Regions from separate parts of the Homo sapiens genome. Here all the other regions are linked to region 1. Evidence: chromatin contacts called from ENCODE Hi-C or POLR2A ChIA-PET data. All regions are on one chromosome and are shown on one strand. Each heading gives the region's core, a stretch centred on a gene start or an enhancer-like site at or near the end of the contact. The rest is flanking DNA. Distances are from core to core; before and after follow the strand shown.

The links. A loop is a pair of places that touch in the nucleus more often than their neighbours do. ChIA-PET counts read pairs that join two places held with the same protein, here RNA polymerase II (POLR2A). Pooled maps may share reads with other maps.
Region 2: a loop to region 1 is called in a pooled map, with 6 times the contacts of the local background. The contact joins the promoter of WDR73 here to the enhancer-like site in region 1. A Hi-C loop is called at or near these places in 4 of 50 pooled maps. POLR2A ChIA-PET finds 5 or more read pairs at or near these places in 2 of 52 experiments (activated T-cell and naive thymus-derived CD8-positive, alpha-beta T cell).
Region 3: a pooled map shows a loop between it and region 1 (5-fold over the local background). The contact joins two enhancer-like sites. A Hi-C loop is called at or near these places in 1 of 37 single-sample maps with no recorded cell type and 6 of 50 pooled maps. POLR2A ChIA-PET finds 5 or more read pairs at or near these places in 3 of 52 experiments (activated B cell, activated naive CD4-positive, alpha-beta T cell and naive thymus-derived CD8-positive, alpha-beta T cell).

The regions. Positions count from the first base shown.
Region 1 is chr15:85,688,497-85,691,592 of GRCh38, forward strand. All of the region lies in intron 16 of AKAP13 (A-kinase anchoring protein 13), which reads left to right. Among named protein-coding and RNA genes, the nearest start is that of LINC02883, 69 kb to the right of the region's middle. RefSeq lists an enhancer at 3,004-3,053. Within about 2 kb of position 1,420, at least 31 of the 41 ENCODE cell types and tissues checked have a DNase peak (open chromatin) inside an H3K27ac peak, as active enhancers do.
Region 2 is chr15:84,652,960-84,655,797 of GRCh38, forward strand. WDR73 (WD repeat domain 73) reads right to left here and starts at 1,324. Exons shown (of 8, transcript NM_032856.5): 1 at 1,275-1,324; 2 at 673-740. The coding sequence starts at 1,315. NMB (neuromedin B) reads right to left here. Exons shown (of 3, transcript NM_021077.4): 3 at 2,173-2,450. The coding sequence ends at 2,415. RefSeq lists enhancers at 677-1,644, 1,071-1,310.
Region 3 is chr15:84,632,611-84,635,509 of GRCh38, forward strand. It overlaps the pseudogene SCAND2P and the pseudogene EGLN1P1. Among named protein-coding and RNA genes, the nearest start is that of WDR73, 20 kb to the right of the region's middle. RefSeq lists silencers at 778-1,127, 1,598-1,677. Within about 2 kb of position 1,526, at least 6 of the 41 ENCODE cell types and tissues checked have a DNase peak (open chromatin) inside an H3K27ac peak, as active enhancers do.

The DNA.
Region 1 (3,096 bases), core at 170-2,669:
TCTAAGGATTATTTGAAAATGTCTGCTTTCCTTTTGCATGATATATATATCTTTATGAAAATAGGTTATAGTGATTAACCTAGATATATTCCATTCAGTTGTATAATTGTGATGATAAACAGTTCTTAAACATGTCCAAAGAAGCCAAAAGCCAGTAGGCAGTAAACTGTTCACATTCCTAGGAGGGTAACATATTTTGTCTGGATCACTGGGTTTTGTATATAAACTTAAGAAATTGAGTCCTTGATCCTATGTCCTTTTGAGAATTATCACCGACTGGCATAAGTGATTAGATTAGATAAATATATTGAATGTGTTTGTGGAAGATGAGAGGGGATGCTAAACAGGAAGTATAGCAGGAAGACTGGCAGTTTCTGCTTTTGTCTTAGTATCTTTGAGAGATAGTGCTGTTTCCTGCTAAGTAATTTTGCGTGTTACAGAGTATTTAAACACTCATATGCATGGTGTTCGAGTTCACAAAGGGAGTGTGGAATGACCCTCTTCAAACCATCCTATCACACTGGTTTTCTTTTTTCTAAACCACAGTTACTTTTGCACCAACCTAATACTAAGCTTTCCTCTTTGTAGACAAACAAGAGGTGGTTAGAAATGTTTTAGACAAATCTATTTGATTTGAAGTAGGTATTTTTGAGTGCACAGGTTAAATTCCTGCACAGCTGCAAGTATACTACATGACTTTGTAACAGGACATTCAGTTACAGCTCCTAGGTCCTGTGGTCTGTATAAAAAAGAGCTGTACCCATAGGCCTTTCAGAAGTGCCTCCTAGAGTAGTGTTTACAAAGACTTAATTTTAAATGTAATTCTCATTCCTTCTTTGATTAAAGATCTGTAACATGACAGTTGTTTGATCATATCATGTTTTCACAGTTGTCCAGAGTGTTCTTTTTATTGTAATTACATGTATAAAGGGGTATTTTTGGAAAAGTGAAGAATCACCTTTGATAGTGTCCTAGTGCAGTTGTTACCTGCATCTATCCCTGTTAAATACCGTTAGCCTGTTTCTCCAGCACACAGCTAAAGCATTTTGCCAGTTGTTAAACATGGAAAAGTCAAACTTCAGAAAATAACTAGTCACCACTTTACACCAGGCAACTTCACTGAAAAGTTTTCTTATGAAACTCACTGCATTTTACAAAATGAGGAGTCTATTTTAAAATAGGTAAGATGTGTTCCTTAACTTCCCGTGTAAAAACTTGGCCTCAAACCTTGCTAGAGTTCTTATATTGCTGCTTAAGCACTGTCCACACACACTGTTTTTGGGGGGAGTGAGGTCTCGTTTCATTTCCTGTATCCTTTGTAACAAGGGTTGTTGGCTTTAGCAGCAGCATTCAAACAGTTAAGACTGTCTTAAGGAAACAAGCAGCCTCAGCCCTCCCTCCTTCCCTTTCTCAGCCAGTCTCTGGCTTCCTCTTACGATTTCACTAATGGCAGCTCAAAGCTGCTGAGCTCTGCCCTGACGGCATGCGCCCCCGCTTCTGTGAGAGCACGCTTCCTGGCATGGGGGTCGAATCATGTCGATAAAATGGGCTCGGTTTCATGAAGTACCCCACATAACAGTGAGATTCATAGGACCAAAGCATGGGGAGGTAAGAGCCTGACTTCTTTAAAGCACTAAATTCTAGTAAACACAGAAAGAGCCAGTGGAGTTGGTTGTTTTGTTTTGTTTCCATCCTGGGAAGAACTAATTTGGATTGTTGCAAAGGGAAGCTATTTCTTATTTATTCAGGTTTGAAGAGCATTGCAAGGCTTGAGAGGATAAGCTGGTTGCCATAAAAAGATTTTTTAAACGATTGAAGTATAATTTAACTTTCCTGAGCAAAAAAATCAGATGCTTTTCCATTTAACATTTTATGCATGGAAAAACCTTTAGCAAAATTTAGTTAAAAGAAAGAAATTATTTGAAAAAACCCAAATTTAGTTGTTGATTATTACTAAAGTTTTATGTACTTTAGTGATTACCAATTTTCACTCAGAACAGCTTCCTGTTTTGTAAAGTGAAGGAGTTTTTCTCCCTTCCTCTCTCATTATTTTTTATAGTTCAAAAGTGTAGTAATTTGGCTCTTAGATGTTCATTATATGTATTTGATTAACAAAAGACTTCACATGAATCATAGATCTAGCAATTATTTACCATTTCATTACAGTGGTTGGGTTCTGAACAGAAAGTCAGAAGACCTGGGTTCCCATTTTGACTGTGCTGATCATCTGTTGTGTGACCTTTTGCAAGTCAACCAACCTCTCCAGTCCCTGGCAGCATAGTGCAGTGTATGAGAGCTGAGCTTTACAGTCAGCCAGATCTGAATCTTAATTTCAGCTTGAGCAGTTATTGGCGTGTGGCCTCAAATGCATTATTAAACATCTCTAAGCTTCAATCTCTTCAGATGTAAAATGGAGATAATACCTAGTATTATCATTGGGTTGTTGTGAGAAAATACATGTAAATTGCTTACTACAGTGCTTAGCACGTAGTAACTGTTCAGATTTTTAGCTGTTATTTATTATCTTTATCCTCTACGTTGTAAAATGGGAAGCATAATGCTCACCCTGCCCACTTCAGAGTTATTGAGTCAGACGAAATGATGTATGTAGAAGACATTGATTCAAAATGTTAAGGCATTTAGTAGTTGTCATGATCACTGACTTGGGACACCCATTTTCCTGGAATTTTTTTAGGACATAACAATGGTATTGACAATAGGTAAAACCTCTTACCTTGTGAATGGTAGGTCTTTGTAGTCCAGTTGGTTTGAAAGGAAATTATTTCATTGATACTGATAAGCCAGCCAAGTACTCTGCCAAACAGTGCTTCTAAAGGACCTTTTATGGAGAGCATGGTTATATCCCCATGGTCCTGGCCTCCTAAGGATGGTGTCCACCTGAAATGTCCCTGACTGCTTTAGATATTTCATTAAGGACCCACCACTCATCAGTAGTTCTTCAAGTTTTCAGTGTTTGAATTCCTTTCCGTTCCTCTTCATGACTGTGTAAGCTTTGACAACAGCCTCTCTTAGATTGAGGCTTGATGTCATATGAGTCCTCTGCTTTCAGTCTGTCTCTAGAACATTTCTGACATT
Region 2 (2,838 bases), core at 74-2,573, 1.0 Mb before region 1:
CCAGGCTGGAGTGCAGTGGTCCGATCACAGCTCACTGCAGCCTCAACCTGCCAGGCTCAAGTGATCCTCCCACCACAGCCTTCAGAGTAGCTGGGATTATAGGCGTGAGCCACCATGCTCGGCTAATTTTTGTATTTTTTGTAGAGACAGGGTTTCCTTGCTTAGGTTAGTCTCAAATTCCTGGGATCAAGCAATCTGCCCGCTGCCTCAGCCTCCTGAAGTGCCCAGCCTGAAGACTTTTTTTGTTAGCCACGCTGGAATACAGTGTCGTGATCTCAGCTCACTGCAACCTCCACCTCCTGGGTTCAAGTGATTCTCCTGCCTCAGCCTCCCCAGTAGCTGCTGGTACACAGGTGTGCACCACCTCGTCCGGCTAATTTTTGTATTTTCAGTAGAGACGGGGTTTCACCATGTTGGCCAGACTGGTCTCGAACTCCTGACCTCAGGTGATCCGCCTGCCTCGGCCTCCCAAAGTGCTGGGATTACAGGCGTGAACCACTGCTCCCGGTCAGAGATCTTAATAAGAGGAATATTAGTGCTGATGGGGCATCAAATTGCTACAAGTGACTCTCAGGTGCCCAGAAGAGTGGGTTGGGTCCCTCTAGGCTTAGCTCCTGAAACCCAGCTCAGGAGTGAGATTCCCTCTCCTTCAGGGCTAGAAAGGTATACCACCTTTGTCATCAATCCATTCAAGGACTCGAGTGGCTCCTGACAGGTCGAATGCATAGAAATCCTGGTACCTGCACAAAAGGGACACAGAATCACACGATGCACAGCACTTCACAGCTCAAAGAACTCCAAGATGGCAGCCGCATGGTTCAGTGGCCCAAACTCTGGAGTCAGGCAGACGTGGGACTGAGTTTACTTCCCATTTTACTCCCTGTTTCTGGGACCAGGCCAGTCCCTTGATGTCCCTGAGCCTCGGTCCTCATGTGTGGACGTCCCAGGGTACCCAGATTTCCCAAGGTTGACGTGAGGAATCAATGAGATCATCTGTGTTCTGAGCTGAACTCAGAGGCTGGCGCAAACTAACTGGGCACTGCGTCTTCACAAGCGCGGCTCTTACTAGTAATCTCACAACGCGCGCACGCAGGAAGGAGCCATTTCCTAGAGATGGGGGCCTAGGCCCAGGCGGAGTCCTCCACGGTGGCGAGCCCCGAGGCCACAGCTGGCCCACTCTGCACCAGGATCCCCAACGTGCCTCCACCCACACCCATCCGCCCGCCAGGCAAGCTCCAGGCCCAGCTCCCATGTCCCAGCCCCGTACGATTTACAAGCGCAAGGATTCCACCAGCCAGTCGTCCCCAGGATCCATGGCAACGACCGCTTCCGGCGTCTCACTTCCGCCTGCGAGCCTTCGGGGGCCGCGCGGCTCTCGCGAGATGTGGGCAGGGCCTCCCGTTAGGGGCGGGGTTAACAGGCTGAGCTGCGGCCCGGCATGGGTGGGTTACGGGTTTTCTCCGCGAAAGCTCCGGGAAAAGTGACCTGAAATCGGGACTTTCCCGCTGTCAGCTCCAAGCAGGACCTGAGGACCAAATGATCGCCCGTTTTAGGGCCAGGTGTTTGCAGCCCAAGAGAGGGGCAATGAATGCTCCAAGGCCAGAAATAATACAGGACCGCCCGGTTAAATTCGAATTTCAGAAAAACGGTGAATAATTTCTTTCTTACGAGTATGTTCATGCAATATTTGGTACATTTTATTAGATAAAATTATTGTTTATCTGAAATTCGAATTTAACTGGGTGTCCAGTATTTTTATTTGCTAACGCTGGCAACCCTTCTGACGGCCAGAGAAGAGAGGAAGCGGCCGGCAGGGTCTGGATCCCAACTCGGCGCTCCCCTCCAAGTCCGGCGGGGGTATTGAGTAAAGCCCGGCAGTGTAGTGTCTGCAGCCCCCTTTTACTAGCGAGGAAACTAGTGACACTTGCCTGCGCCAGTAGGTGGCAGAGATGAGAGTAGAACCCCGCGCCTGGCACGAAGCCTGGCATGCAACAGGCGTTATTTGCTTGCTGAATGAATGGGTAGGAGGCCAGAGTCAGTGCCAGGCTGGTGCCATGGCATGGGGTATTCTGGACTTTTTGAGCCAGCCCCATCTCACTGAACACTCTGCCCTCCAGCCCCCTTTTCCTCCCATCCCCTAAAAGACGGGTGAAAGGAGAGGACCAGGCATTGTATGTAAAGAGCAAGGTTTTATTCACCAATTCAACAGGGAAGCAGGAAATACAGCAGGAACATAATCTGTGTCTGCATCAGCGATATTTCTGGTGACCCAGCCAGAAATCACAGTAATGGAGTAACAGAGATTTGAGCTCAGGATTTACATCCAGATGGGGCCATCAACAGGGTCCCATTCAGCACCTTCCCTGGGTGGGCACAATCTAAGCCACGCTGTTGTGTCTGCCCCATTATTGGTGTCATTTCTGCAGTATTTGTACCAGCAGCCTCCTGTACTGAAGAGAAACATACAGAAGAATTGAGCCAGGGAGGGGCTCCTGATAAAGATAGGGGCATCCTGCCATTCCTAAGTGCCAGATGTCTGCAGAGGTGGGCACCAGCAGGCTGTCAGCTGAGGCAGGCCCCAGAGCACCCTGAATTGCCTTGGAGGGGTCGGGGCAGTAGTTTTCTCAGAACACAGCCCCAACCACCCAGGGTGGTCATGACAGTCAAAGAAGATCGTGGAAGAAAATCCAAATACAGTGCTTGGTGCTGGGCTAGTGTCAGCGTCCTCACTCCCCCACCCCAGCTCTGCCCCAGACCTCACTCTGAAGCCCCAGACGTAGGCACTGCTGCTTCTGAGATTCTCTAGTTGGTCTGCATGTGTCAGAGCTTCAAAACCAA
Region 3 (2,899 bases), core at 276-2,775, 1.1 Mb before region 1:
TGTAGCAGCCAGCCAGAGGCAAGCGGCTTCGGTGGTCTTTGTCGACATTATTGAGCCTATTGCAAAACACCTGAATTATCCTATGTCTTTTTGCCTAGGGTTTGGCAAGGCAGGTAGGAGCAGTCCCCAGAGAGCTGGGTGGCCAGGATGCAGTGGTCCATGGCCTTATCTCCATAAAGCCTTCCACATGTCTGCCGTCTTTACTGCTGTTGCAGGCTTTTGCATAAGACTGGCTTTTTCCTCTGCTTTTTTTTTTTTTTTTTTTTTTTTGGAAAGGGAGTCTCGCTCTGTCACCCAGGCTGGAGTGCAGTGGTGCCATCTCGGGTCATTGCAACCTCCGCCAACCGGGTTCAAGCGAGTCTCCTGCCTCAGCCTCCCTAGTAGCTGGGACTACAGGCGCCCACCACCACGCCCGGCTAATTTTTGTATTTTTAGTAGAGACTGGGTTTCACCATATTGGCCAGGCTGGCCTCGAACTCCTGACCTTGTGATCCACCCACCTCGGCCTCCCAAAGTGTTGGGATTACAGGCGTGAGCCACTGCACCCAACCTTTCCTCTGCTTTTTTATGTTTGGGATGTTTAAGTTTTAGTCCCTACAGAATTTTGACCACTTCCAGTCCTTGAAGAGGGACAGGATGTGCTCTCAAAGAAGGAGCCCTCAGGATCAGTACTGAGTTCTCTAAACATCCATCCGAAGCAAGCACAGACAGAATCTGTCTGTTCCAGGCAATGGTGAAGTTCACAGCAGAACCAGAGGAACAGTTGAAGCACAGCCCCAAAATAGAACGAACTCTAGCCCGTCCGCAAGAGTGATAAGAAATCGCAGTGTGGGCCCACGCGCGCCGCACGGCCGGGTCGCCGCCGTACCGTGGTGTACGTGCAGAATGCGCAGAGCGAGCGGCACCCGCTTACCCTGCGCTCCTCCGCAGCCTGGGCCGGGCCGCCCGGGACGCTGAGGCGGTGGCGGCAGCCGAGGGGGCCGGTCTTGCGCTCCGCAGGCTCGCGCGCCCGAGCCCGGGTTGCCGTTCGCCGCACAGGCCGCGTTCTCTCAGCCCACGGCGGCGATTAGGCGCTGAGGCGGCCGCCTGCGCTGCGCCGGAGCCTAGGACTCGGAAGCGACCCGGCCGAGGGCCCTGGGTGCCAGCCTCCTTGAGTCAAGGGTAGCGGGTGCATGGCGCAGTGACGGCCCCTATCTCTCTCTCCGCTCCCCAGCCTCGGGCGAGGCCGTCCGGCCGCACCCCTCCTGCTCAGCTGCGGTCGCCATGGCCAATGACAGCTGCGGGCCCGGCGAGCCGAGCTCGAGCGAGCGAGACCGGCAGTACTGCGAGCTGTGCGGGAAGATGGAGAACCTGCTGCGCTGCAGCCGCAGCTCCTTCTGCTGCAAGGAGCGCCAGCGCCAGGACTGGAAGAAGCACAAGCTCGTGTGCCAGGGCAGCGAGGGCGCCCTCGGCCACGGAGGGGGCCCTCACCAGGACTCCGGCCCCGCGCCGCCCGCTGCAGCGCCGCCGTCCAGGGACCGGGCCCTGGAGGCCAGGAAGGCAGCGAGGCGCCGGGACAGCGCCTCCGGGGACGCAGCCAAGGCAAAGGCCAAGTCCGCGGCCGACCCCGCGGCGGCCGCGTCCCCGCCTCGCGCGTCCCCGGGCCGGACAAAAGCCATGGCTGCTTGTTATCCGGTCAATGGAACGGGTTATGTACGTCATGTTGATAATCCAAATGGAGACGGAAGACGTGTGAAATGTATTACATTACGTTAAAGAACGGGATGCCAAGGTAAGTGGAGGTATACTTCGAATTTTTCTAGAAGGTAAAGCCTAGTTTGCTGACATTGAACCCAAATTTGATAGACTGCTGTTTTTCTGGTCTGACCATCGCAACCCTCATGAAGTACAACCAGCATATGCTACAAAGTACGCAATAACTGTTTGGTATTTGATGCAGATGAGAGAGCACGAGCTAAAGTAAAATATCTAACAGGTGAAAAAGGTGTGAGGATTGAACTCAATAAACCTTCAGATTCAGTCAGTAAAGACGTCTTATAGAGCCTTTGATCCAGCAATACCCCACTTCACCTACAATAATTGTTGACGCTATTTGTTAATTTGTGAATACGAATAAATGGGATAAAGAAAAATAGACAACCAGTTCGCATTTTAGTAAGGAAACAAACAACTTTGTGTGTTGCATCAAACAGAAGATTCTGACTGCTGTGACTTTGTACCGCATGATCAACTTAGAATCTGTGATTGCTTACAGGAAGAAGATAAGCTACTAATAGAAAATGTTTTTACCTCTGGATATGAAATAAGTGCCCTGTGTAGAATTTTTTTCATTCTTATATTTTGCCAGATCTGTTACGTAGCTGAGTTAATTTCATCTCTACTTTTTTAATATATGTCAAGTTTGAATTGGAATAATTTTTCTATGATTAGGTACAATTTATCAAAACTGAATTGAGAAAAAATTACAGTATTTCTCAAAATAACGTCAATCTATTTTTGTAAACCTCTTCATACTATTAAATTTTGCCCTAAAAGACCTCTTAATAATGATTGTTGCCAGTGACTGATTAATTTTATTTTACTTAAAATAAGAAAAGGAGCACTTTAATTACAACTGAAAAATCAGATTGTTTTGCAGTCCTTCCTATCTTACACTAATTTGAACTCTTAAAGATTGCTGCTTTTTTTTGATATTGTCAATAATGAAACCCAATTGTAAAACAGTCACCATTTACTACCAGTAACTTTTAGTTAATGTCTTACAAGGAAAAAGACACAATAAGAAGAGTTTAATTTTTTTTTTTTTTTTGAGTCTTGCTCTGTTACCCAGGCTGGAGTGCAGTGGTGCATTCTCAGCTCACTGCAACCCCACTGTCTCCCAGGTTCAAGCAATCCTCCC